2 separate regions of the Homo sapiens genome follow, and region 1 is linked to region 2. A link is a loop called in an ENCODE intact Hi-C map of the cell type or tissue named here. Cell type or tissue: HepG2. All regions are shown on one strand. Each heading gives the region's core, and the rest is flanking DNA. Links, peaks and the distances in the headings are about the cores only. Region 1 overlaps PLCB1 (phospholipase C beta 1). Region 2 overlaps PLCB1 (phospholipase C beta 1).

What was found. Hi-C counts contacts between places; a loop is a spot of excess contacts. Peaks named below come from ENCODE experiments on the same cell type or tissue, not always from the same donor. Only the 100,000 strongest peaks of a DNase experiment are listed, where the experiment ranks them.
Region 1: a loop joins it to region 2, with 12 times the contacts of the local background. A loop is called at or near these places in 1 of 110 quality-filtered maps.

Annotation. Positions count from the first base shown.
Region 1 is chr20:8,328,090-8,333,486 of GRCh38, forward strand. The region is part of intron 2 of PLCB1 (phospholipase C beta 1); the gene reads left to right. Among named protein-coding and RNA genes, the nearest start is that of PLCB1-IT1, 82 kb to the left of the region's middle. In HepG2, for the core only: no CTCF peak of the experiment used is centred there; DNase peaks (open chromatin) are centred at 3,062 and 4,102; H3K4me3 peaks cover 991 bases.
Region 2 is chr20:8,187,035-8,192,431 of GRCh38, forward strand. The region is part of intron 2 of PLCB1 (phospholipase C beta 1); the gene reads left to right. Among named protein-coding and RNA genes, the nearest start is that of PLCB1, 57 kb to the left of the region's middle. In HepG2, for the core only: no CTCF peak of the experiment used is centred there; DNase peaks (open chromatin) are centred at 3,207 and 3,687; H3K4me3 peaks cover 1,463 bases.

The DNA of each region.
Region 1 (5,397 bases), core at 288-5,287, 140 kb after region 2:
TACTGGTTGAGAATCTGTAATCCAAAAATCTGAAATGCTCCAATGAGCATTTCTTTTGAGCATCATATTGGCACTCAAAAAGTTTAGGATTTTAGAGCATATTGGATTTTGGATTTTCAGATGAGAGATGCTCAACCTGTACATGATAACATGACTAGGGGTGTTTTTTTTAATATTTTGTTCACCAAATCTTTTTTTCTCTCATTTGTCTTGCTGAATGCCTTTATCATAGCTTAAATTTGAATTTTCTGCTTCTGAACAGTGCTTAAAATGGAAAGAGGAGGCAGATGCTGGAGTTGCTGGTATCTGCAGCCAGCTTCTCTTGTCGCTGTGTTGGCTTTTCTTAATTTTTAAGCATATGACATATGACTAGTTGTTTTTTGTTTTTTGGTTCATTGCCTGATTTTGGCCCTAACTATTCCATTTTAATTTTAGTTATCCTGCATCATTTCTGTAGGTGTGTTTTATTTGTTATTTCTGGGTGACTAATAAATATATACATTTATATATTATTATATATGAATTATATAAACTTTACAAATTAAATGAGCATGTATATATAAAAAATAATAGCCTACTGCCACTCTAATATGCAACTTTGGGTATATGAAAGTTGATTCTGTTTTGAGTATTCATATGCTCTGAGACAGATGCCTCAAAATAAGATACCTAACGGAGTACTTGCTGCTCTAGGCTTCTAGAGGACTCCCTGGGGTGAGGATTGTTCAGAAAGGAAACACGGAACATAAGCATGATATTATGTTATGGCCAACTAATTAGACATCTAGTCAATTGACTAACAATGTGTGTGTGAGACCCTGTGCTGGGTACAGAGTCAGGGAAAAGCTATCAATCCTGAATAGCCCCAGTATCTTCAGAATCAATTACTGATGCTAACAATATCTTCCAGTGTCAAATGAGAATACAAGATGCACATGACTTTCCTAACTAATTACTATGACTCAATTGGTTAGTTTGAGGAGGTCTTAAATGACAAAATTTAATTCTGTATTCCTGTATATATAGCCAGTATTTTATAAAAGAGAAATTTGGTGAAATGGTTCTGTATGTGTTGCTATGAATTGAAACAAATTCCAGCCACTTGAAAAGATTTTTTAAAGTCTTATTTGCTTTTCTACCAGATGTGCTTGGAAGTGAGTGAAAGTCTCTCAACTAGAACTGCCAGGTCTTTGAGTATAGGTGGCATTTTGTCTTAGCCTAAAATAAATACTTTTTTTTTTTTTTTTTGAGATGGAGTCTTGCTGTGTCACCCAGTCTGGAGTGCACTCCTAGCCTCCAGTGATCCACCTGCCTCGGCCTCCCAAAGTGTTGGGATGACAGGCGTGAGCCACCAAACCTGGCCAAAGACTTGTTTTTATCCACCACATCTACAGCTGTTTGGTTTTTTCTGTTTGTTTGTTTGTTTTTTTGTTCTCATCCCTGCATTCAGACAATCAAAATGTTTTCTCCTTTCAATTTCCAGAAAATTACAATGATCCAGGTTCTTCGCTGAAGCTACCATATCTTTGTTTCTTGTGCAATGATAATGTCACTGATGGCATAATGTCTTCCTCTGCTAGTGGAGCCTAAAGCCTGATTTCCAATGAAGCTTTTCAGCATTGCTCTCTTTCTAAAATCCTCATCTGACGTGGGCTGTGGTTTGCTTTTAGAGTTTGCTTCAGAGTCCACCTATGCAATTCTCAGAGCACTGCCACAGCATGTTCTGAAATCAGAGTTGGGTCTGTTTAGTCTAGCAACCTCATGAGGACCCCGTCTTATGATTGCATGAACTCTCCTACACAGTAGAAATGTGTATTTCTATAGGCGTTACTTAAATGTTTGCAAAGGAGCTGTGTTTCAGTTTTCCCTCTTGTAATTAAATGCTGACATATTTTGCAATTGAAAATAGGAGAAAATAGGTAGGTGGCAAGACGGTGTTCAAGAATAATTCTTTCCTCGGGCAAAAACCACTAAGATCAAGATTCCATCCCCCTGATTCTTCTGCAAAAAAATGTAGGACAAAACCATGGGGCCTTAAAATGAATGAGAACAATAACATCGAATCAATAATAATAGCTATCATTTATAATTGCTTATCACGTGCCGGGCCTTGTTCTTAGTACTTTACAGTGTATTAACTCATCGTTTCATTATAGACAATGTAGAGAGCAGATATTACTCTCATTTTCCTTTTTAGATTGGAAGCTGAATCAGAGAGAGGTTAAGCAACTTGCACCAAGCCTCACAGCTGTAACTGGTAAAGGTGAGGGTTTAACCCAGGCAGTCAGATTGCATATAAACACTCAAGAAGCTGCATTTTATAGCCGTAGAAGAGCCATGCTGCATTGATAAAATGTGCTCCTTAGCAGGCGCTCAAATGTTACACCAGCTCACTGGCTTGAGTAATCAGTCCTCCTTTCACTGGTTCAGTTGCATCAGACGAGTGTTCATTTTTCACACCCAGCAACCACTCTCAGTTCTTAATTCTGATGAATGCATGTCAGGCTATGGAGCTTTCTTGTTTCTGAAGAAGTTGTTGGCTCAGGATTCCTATTTTCTTGATAGCATTCAAGGGATCCTGCAAAGTCAGCAGAGTGTTCTACAAGTCTGCTTTGAGGACAAACTTATTGACATGTAACAGATTCTGAAGATGGTGTCTGGACATTTTCATGCCATTTGTTGCTAGTTGAGTTGAAGGAATGCTGTTGGCACCTACAACATTAGCATCTACATCCTTTGCTGTGTCATAAAGGATAGATGTAAAATACAATGAACTATGAAGGAGGGAGGTAGGAAGTATGACATCATATTCTCTCAGGGCATAAAGCAGATTTACAGTGTACATTGCACATTTAATATGCACAAAGCGCTTCTGGTACATATGAGGTTAAACTATATAAAATACCATTTTGGTAAGTCAAAAACAGTGGACTAGCAGAAAATTCATCCACACACATGCACAGATATACACAGACTCATGTGTACACACTGCACTGTGTAAAGGTATTTATGTTGTCACTTTAGTTAATAAAACAAATAGACAAAGGTCAAAATTACCCAGTGGAATTGGGCTTAACCTCCAAAGAACAATAAAACCTTGTATGACTGAAATTAGAAAGTGGTCTGAGGACCCATTCTTAAAATTCTATCAGAAAAGAATGTTTTACAGACAAAGACTTGCTTTTGGAATACTATGCCTGCTACCATATTCTCAAGGCAAAATTCACACATTGAAAGAATGAGATTCAATACGTGTGAAGTTTTTTTTTTTTTTTCTATGTTCAAATCGGGAGAAGGGCATTATCCAAAGCTGACATATTGAGGTTTCTTTGTTTTTTGTTTTATGCCAGTCTGCTGAAGGCAAAGCCTTTTCTCTTGGCAGGCTGATGCCTTTTGCAAGGTTTTGTGGTTAGGGGCATGCCTGTGCTGCAGTGATGTGAGCAGTTTATCAGCACCATTTTTCTGACAGAAGTTACTGAAGCATGGTGTCTGAGTCCACCAAACCATTACATCTTCAGTTACAAGGCACTTCACTAAAAGAGTGGCTTTGGAATATTTTGATCCTAAACAAAGAGCTTGTTGTTAAAGTGGTGTTATTTTGTTTTATTAAAGAAATGAGGGCAAATGCTCATAGAAGGTGGAAACTCACTTTCAGTTTGGGGGAAATATCCCTTAAACTAGAAGAGGTATATGGAAGAACTTGACACCTTACTAACAGGTATTCTGTGGATTTTTTGTGTTTGCTTCATATGGCTTAATATCACTTCACTCTGCAGAATTATGGAATGTAAGGTAATACACATCAAAGCAGCATAGGTAAGACAATTGGATCGAGAATTAGCAAATGTAGGATTTAGGCTTATGTGTCCCATTTAACCATGGACTTTTCTGGACTTTTGTCTCCTCATCTGTAAAACAAGTGATTCAAGACCGTGAACTGGAAGATGTGATTGGGTGCCGGGTGTCTGTTCTTAAGAGACTCTAGAATTTCTGGTCGCTGAACTGGCAGAGGAACACACAAAGCATTTGACCTTGCTCCCATCTTTCATAATGCCTTGTGCTGCCCTTGGTATTTAAATGAACATGATTCTACTGACTTGCTGTCAGCGGGACTTGCACTTTGGGCTGCTTTCCAGCAGTGGGGAAGGATTTGGGATGATTCATCGACACTTGCTTTCCCAGATGCCTCTGCTTCTGCATTCTACTGTCAAATTGAGCAAATTTGCCAAAGTCAATGACAGATTTTATTTGTTCCTTGCAAACAGGCTAAGGTGGAAAAACCTAAATAGATCCCAAAATACATAGAATTTCAATGTGATGTATATTAACCAGAAAATTCTGTAAATGTATAGATTAAGTATTAGTTATCACTTGTGGCATATTATCAATAATCAAAATGTACTGGACACTATTTTAAGTGCTTTCCATGTTGCATCTCATTTAAACTTCATGACCACTCTATAGTGTGGTAACTATGATTATCCCTAGATGAGAAAATGGAGATGCGGAAAGACTAAATGACTTGCCTGAGATTACACGTAGCCACTCAGTGGCAAAGCCAAGGTTAGAGTAGTCAGACTCTAGTGACAGTGCTTATAACTGCTACATTGTCCCTCTCTTTGGCTAATGGTGCTCCCTACCTGGCTTTTGAGGCAGGAACTCTCAACTCATAGCCAGAGTTATGGAGTCTAGCCCTAGGATGTCAACCCAAGTCAGAAGAACTATTTGTGTGCAAACTTTACCATGTATAAGATGTGAAAATAGCACATACATGATTAGAATCATACTTGCTTAACTTTTAGGATCTTATTTGACTAAAATATTTATGTAGCTGCTTTGGAAGGTGCATAGCTGTGGCACAGATGGCTAGCTGATCACTAAAAATACACGTGCCTTTTCATGGCATAGGGTAATTGCTGGCAAAAGTCTTCTCAACGAGGGACTACGTGACCATTTCTCACCAATAAAATGTGAGGAGAAGTGATGTGTGTCACTTCCAGGATGACATGGTTACAGAGATGCGCTTTCCTCACCATCCTTTCCCCAGTCCCTGATTGAATGGAGGGAATTCCAGTCATGTGCTGAAGATTATGGAGCCAAAGACATTGGAGCCTGAGTTCCTCAATAATCACCTGCAGGAAAGCCATCTGACCATGAATACCCACATTGGATTTTCACATGAGTAAGGATAATCTTGCAGTGAATTAAGGCACTGAGTTCTGTGTTATGGCAGCTAACTAGTGCCAAAAGTAAAAAGTGTTGTTGCTTTCATCCAGGTGGGGATTCCATGAATGTCCAGCTTTTTACAATGCTGAGTAAGTCATTGAACTTAGCAGTGTCTCCTGTTATGTTTTGATAACGAAAATTTTTATTTCATGGCCTCAGAGCAATGTTTTC
Region 2 (5,397 bases), core at 277-5,276:
TAGGGATTCTTACCAGTACATCTTTCTAAAGCTTATATGGGACTCTTCTTACTTTACATTTGTTCTTGGATGACCTCATCCACTACTATGAGGTGAATTATCACCTAGTCTCAGTCTGTAGTCCTGATCACTATCTTTACCTGGCATGCCAAGCCTATTTTCCAATTGCCTTCTGTGTACTTTGCTGCCCTGCAAACCCTCAGACTCAACACCCCATGATGAACTTATGATCCTTCACCTCCCCCAGTCCCACCCTTTATTCCTGTATTAGTTTACCATGTCTCCTTTCTTCCCCTTTCCCATATTGAAAACTAGGAGTCACCTGTAGCTCTTCCTCTCCTTCACATCAAATATCCAACCAGCCACCATGTCCTTTGCATGTATCTAAAGTTCTAAACTCTGGTGCCTCCTCCCATTTCTGTTATGACAGTTCTAATTTGGTTCATAGATTCTTCTTTAGAATCACATACTTTAAGATGGAGTTTGCCACTATAGGTCCATCGTCTATTTTTTAACAGTAGTGACTGGCAGGTATCTCTCCACTTCCTAGAGTTTTCCTTGCTGATCTCATCCTCAGCCATTCTTCTGCACTTAGACTTGTAGAAAAGGTCCAGATCTGCAATGTGGATGCTGTTGGAGTGCTGGCATTTTTTCCTTCTGCTTCTCACACGGATATTATGAATGATAAATTTTTATGATGGATGAGTTCCTGACACCAGAGCCAGCAATTCCTACTCCCCATATAGTAATACAGAAAGCATGAAAAGTAGATAACTGAATCTATGAGTGCATAGGACCACTACATATTTGGTGGTGGTGGTGGTGGTGGTGTTATGTGTGACTGTGTACATATATGTATGTTAAAACTAGATATGATAAAACCTTACCACTTTATTGCTGTATGAATCAGTTATTTGTGTAACCAACAACCACAGAATCTCTGTGGCATGTAACAGTGGTTGTTATCTCTAGCTCTCTCATGCGTGGCTTGGCTGAGGTTTGGCTGATTTAGGCTGGGCTCACATAAGCTTCACGTCAAGCTTTGTCTTAGGCATTTTCTGTTCCAGGCTCAGGATGTGTATGAGGCTCTGGTCTTCCCAACATGTGTTTGTTGTGGGGCCCAGGTTTAAGAGCCAGCAGCCATGTGAAGAAGCTTCTTTTCATAGATGGCAAAATACAAGAAAGCAAGACCAATGGCACAAGTACATTTGAAATCTTTCCTTGTGTACTGTCCACTAACATTCCTTTGGCCAAAGCAAGTTACATGGCCAAGCCCAACATCAAATGGTCTAGTGGGAGGGGCTACAAAGGAAGTAGACACAGGGAAGGATGAAGTACTGGGAACAATAATGCAGTTGAACACAATTATGATGATTGCTTTCCATAAGAAGAAAATAAATAGAAAAAAAATTGGGGTTGGTTACGTGCAAATGCCTTTCCTGCTTTATGTTTAAGTCTAATTAGCAGAGGAGATGCATTTTCCTATAAAAATTAGAAACTAAAAGAGGAGCAATGTGGATTGCTAGACAGAAGTATGTTTATGACATTATTATGTGCTAATTCTTTCTTAAGAGTGGCCATCAATTTATAAACTTCCACAGTTCTTTTGGAAACTTCCTGGGAATTGTCTATTTTCGTCCATGTTTGTAATCTCTGAGCCATATAAAGAGTGAAGTGTATTGCGACGTTTTCACTTTCAAAACTATTCTTAGCCAATTTTGTTAGGGTCTTATAAAATGTGCTAAAGAGTCAAACGTTAACATATCAGCTTTGAATATATCAGGATATAGAATGTCAGAAGTTAAACTTAGAATTCTTACAGTATTGTGTAGCAGACTGCTAAAATTAGTATATGATTGATGACATTGTGATTTGATAGGTAATTCAAATATTTTGTAAGTGTTTCAGAGGAAAATATTGCTATAAAGCAACTGATTTAGAAATTGAAATGAGAAATGTCCCAAGAGGTGAATAGTTGTAATATTTATTCAAAAGTAATGTTGCCTATCCTGCTCCTGATAACCACTATTTCATTCTCTATCTCTGTACATTTGACTGTTTCCTTCTAGGATTCCGCATATAAGTGAATCATGCAATCTTTTTTTTCTGTGTCTGTGCCAGACACAGAAAATTATGCTTATTTCACTTAGCATAATGGCTTCCAAGTATTGTGTTCGAGATTTTTGCTAAGTGAATAGCTATAGCTGCTTTTGCCATTGGAGAGTTGGGGGATGGGTAACTATGTGAGATAGTGGATATGATAATTTGTTTGACTATAGTAACTATTTTAATATATATATATATATAAAACATAATATCATGTTATATACCTTAAATGTGCACAATAAAATGTATTTTAAAATATGGCCTAAATGAACATGATGTAGGGTTTCCTTTATTAGTATTAGGAAGGATTTTAATTGTGCATGTAGATATAAGACATTTCCATATGAAATTTATATAATAACAAAGATATTACACAAGGAAAATGGGTCTCTTTCACTTCTACACCTGAAATGTAGGCGGCGACACTTTTATCTAGTCATAGAAAACACAATGAACTTGTGGTTGAATGTACTCAAATTTTCTATCAAATTACAAAATTTGTCAAAACTGTAACACATTTATCATCCAAATTGTCTTAAGAAACGTGCATATGACAATGTCTTTAATTTTCAGTCACCCAAATTTTCAACAGTTGTATTATTCACAGTGAGATTCATCCAACAAATGTATATCCATTTCAACTTGGACAATTTTAAGAACTGACAACTTTCCATGTATGATATTTGTCATTCTCAGAATCCCTTAGAAACCTCAACACTTAACCATTTACCATGTTTCAAGGGAATGTTTTTCCAGGAAAAAAAATGCACAAGTGTGAAAAAGCAGGAGAAAGAGAAGTGCAGTTTTAATAGAATGTCCAAGATTTAAGGTTATGATATGAAAACTAGGTAGCATGTTCTTAGCAAGTCTTGAATTAATGGCAAACTTATGACTTCATTGATTTTCTTTACCCCATCCCCTGACATATAAATATATGAGAAATATAGCTTCCATACCAACACCTAAAGACAGATTTCTTATTCAATTTCTTTGAGAAACTAAATTCAATGGCAGATGACAGCAATACCAGTGTACTGCAGAAGTATGCTCTGCATTCCTGTGTTTTGTTCATGGTATACATTCCTAATGCCCTTTTTGTGAAACCTGGTTAATAATTAAGCAAGTCAGGATGTACGAACCACCTGAAATTCTCGGATAAGTAGTTTCTTAATATCTCTTTTTGTACTTGCTATTGAAAGTATTTAGAGTTATTTTTGCTTGATTATTTACAATTTTACACTTTCTTTATAAACTAATTTTTCCTAAATACCCTAGTGTGATTTTAAAGTTTGAAATGCCTTAACATTCTCCATCAGGGACAAGTTATGTTTTGTAGTTAGCGGCTTGATACCCACATGTAGCTCTGTGTTTATGATGGCAGAGCAAAGTGAAGATTGCAGACAATTATCTTGATGGTCAGGCCTCCAGGTCAGCTGGCTGCTGTGTTTACAGATAAAGTGAGCTGGACATTGGGAAGTCCACTGGCAACTTCTGAAATACATAATGGTCTAAATTGCCTTCTATTCTCAGGGCCCAAGCCACTTGCTAGTGTAAGTTGGCTATTTAAGGGCGAGCATTAACTCTCGTGGGTCACCAGGGAACCATTTAATAAGTAACTAGAGGCCTGGAGATGTTCACGTATTCCTCTAAATGCCCTGGTTTTGTTACTGGTGCAGTTCACTCAAGGTCATTCTGCAGCTTCAAATATTTAATGTCCTTTCTCAAGTGAATGACCGGGTCCGGTGGAGAAGCTGGCTGATTTGTTATTTGTAGTCAGCCAGTACATAGTAAGCTAATCAAGTTCATAATAATTATATTCTGGCAAGAAAAAGCTGATTAACAGATGTAGTAGGAGTTTAGAGAGGCTGAAATAAATCCGAGTTATGATAAAACAACCTCATTAGAGAAGAGTATATACATGCATAAGGATTTTGAGCTGAATACCTTTATGGTTTTTTTGTAACTTTTACTTTTGACATAATTTCTTATTTTTTATTTTTTATTTTTTAATTTTTATGGGTACATAGTAGGTTTATATATTTATGGGGTACATGACATGTTTTGATACGGGCATACAATGCGTAATGATCACATCATGGAGAACTGGGTATTCATCCTCTGAAGCATTTATCCTTTGTAGTGATATAATTTCAAACTTACAAACAATTTGTAAGATCAAGACAATGAACAACTATACATCCTTCACACAAATTCACTGATTGTTTCTCATTTTTTTCCATCTGCTACCTCATTATATCTACCAAGATATCAATCCACTTAATTTTTTTTTCCTGAACCATTTCACGGTAAGTTGCAGACAGGATAGCCCTTCACCTTAAATAATTCAGTGCATATACTCCAAGAACAAGAACATTTTTTACGTGACCACAGTGCATAATTATCAAAATCATAATGGTGCATACTACTATCCAGTTGTGGTGTATGATTTTAATATGTTATATAGAGAGAAACAAAAATGAAAATGAATGACTACTATTCCAAAATGCGAACGTGTGAGTTGCATTGGGACAGATTAGTATGCTCTGTAAAGGGGAAATTAAGCTGACTTAATTATTTAAGTCATGTATTAAGCTAAATTTCAATTATGAAATTACTGGATGATCCAAATACATATTAGATGAGGGTCAGTCACTTATTCAATAACTCATTTGCCTATTTTAGTCAATGCTCAGGTGTCTTGTTTTTCCTAATGACTTCCAAAGGTGATGATTACTGGCACTTACTCAAGCCTAACTTTCACATACCACTTGTAAAGCAGGTTTGAATAAAAGATGCAAGGAAGGTTGACTTCAATATTCAGCCATAACTGGACCTCTTGGTGTGTTGGATTTCTGGTTTTCAGTATATAATTCAGTATAAATATAGTTAGGATACAATAAAAGGCTGATCAAATATGTCTAAAGGAGAGAGTCAGTATAGTAACATAAGTAATATAGACAAGGCATACTATTTGAATTTTGGATTTTAAAAAATGTCATCCTTTTATTCAGACTTTCTAATGGTGCACTATTGCAGTGATAATTAGCAAGGTTAAAAGCCTCTTCCTGAAGACTTTAGGGAGATGCTTGCCATTAGAATAATCTGTTTATACCTATCTCATGTTTGTTTTTACAGCCTGTGTTTCAAAGAATAGTATTAAGTCTGATGGATTTTCTTGCCCGAGAAGCTAATTTAAAAAAATCGTATTCACTAGGTGAACTGCAGACTGCTAAAAGGTGGGACTAAGATGAACACTAAAGAACAACATAAAGGACAGATATCACTCACCTG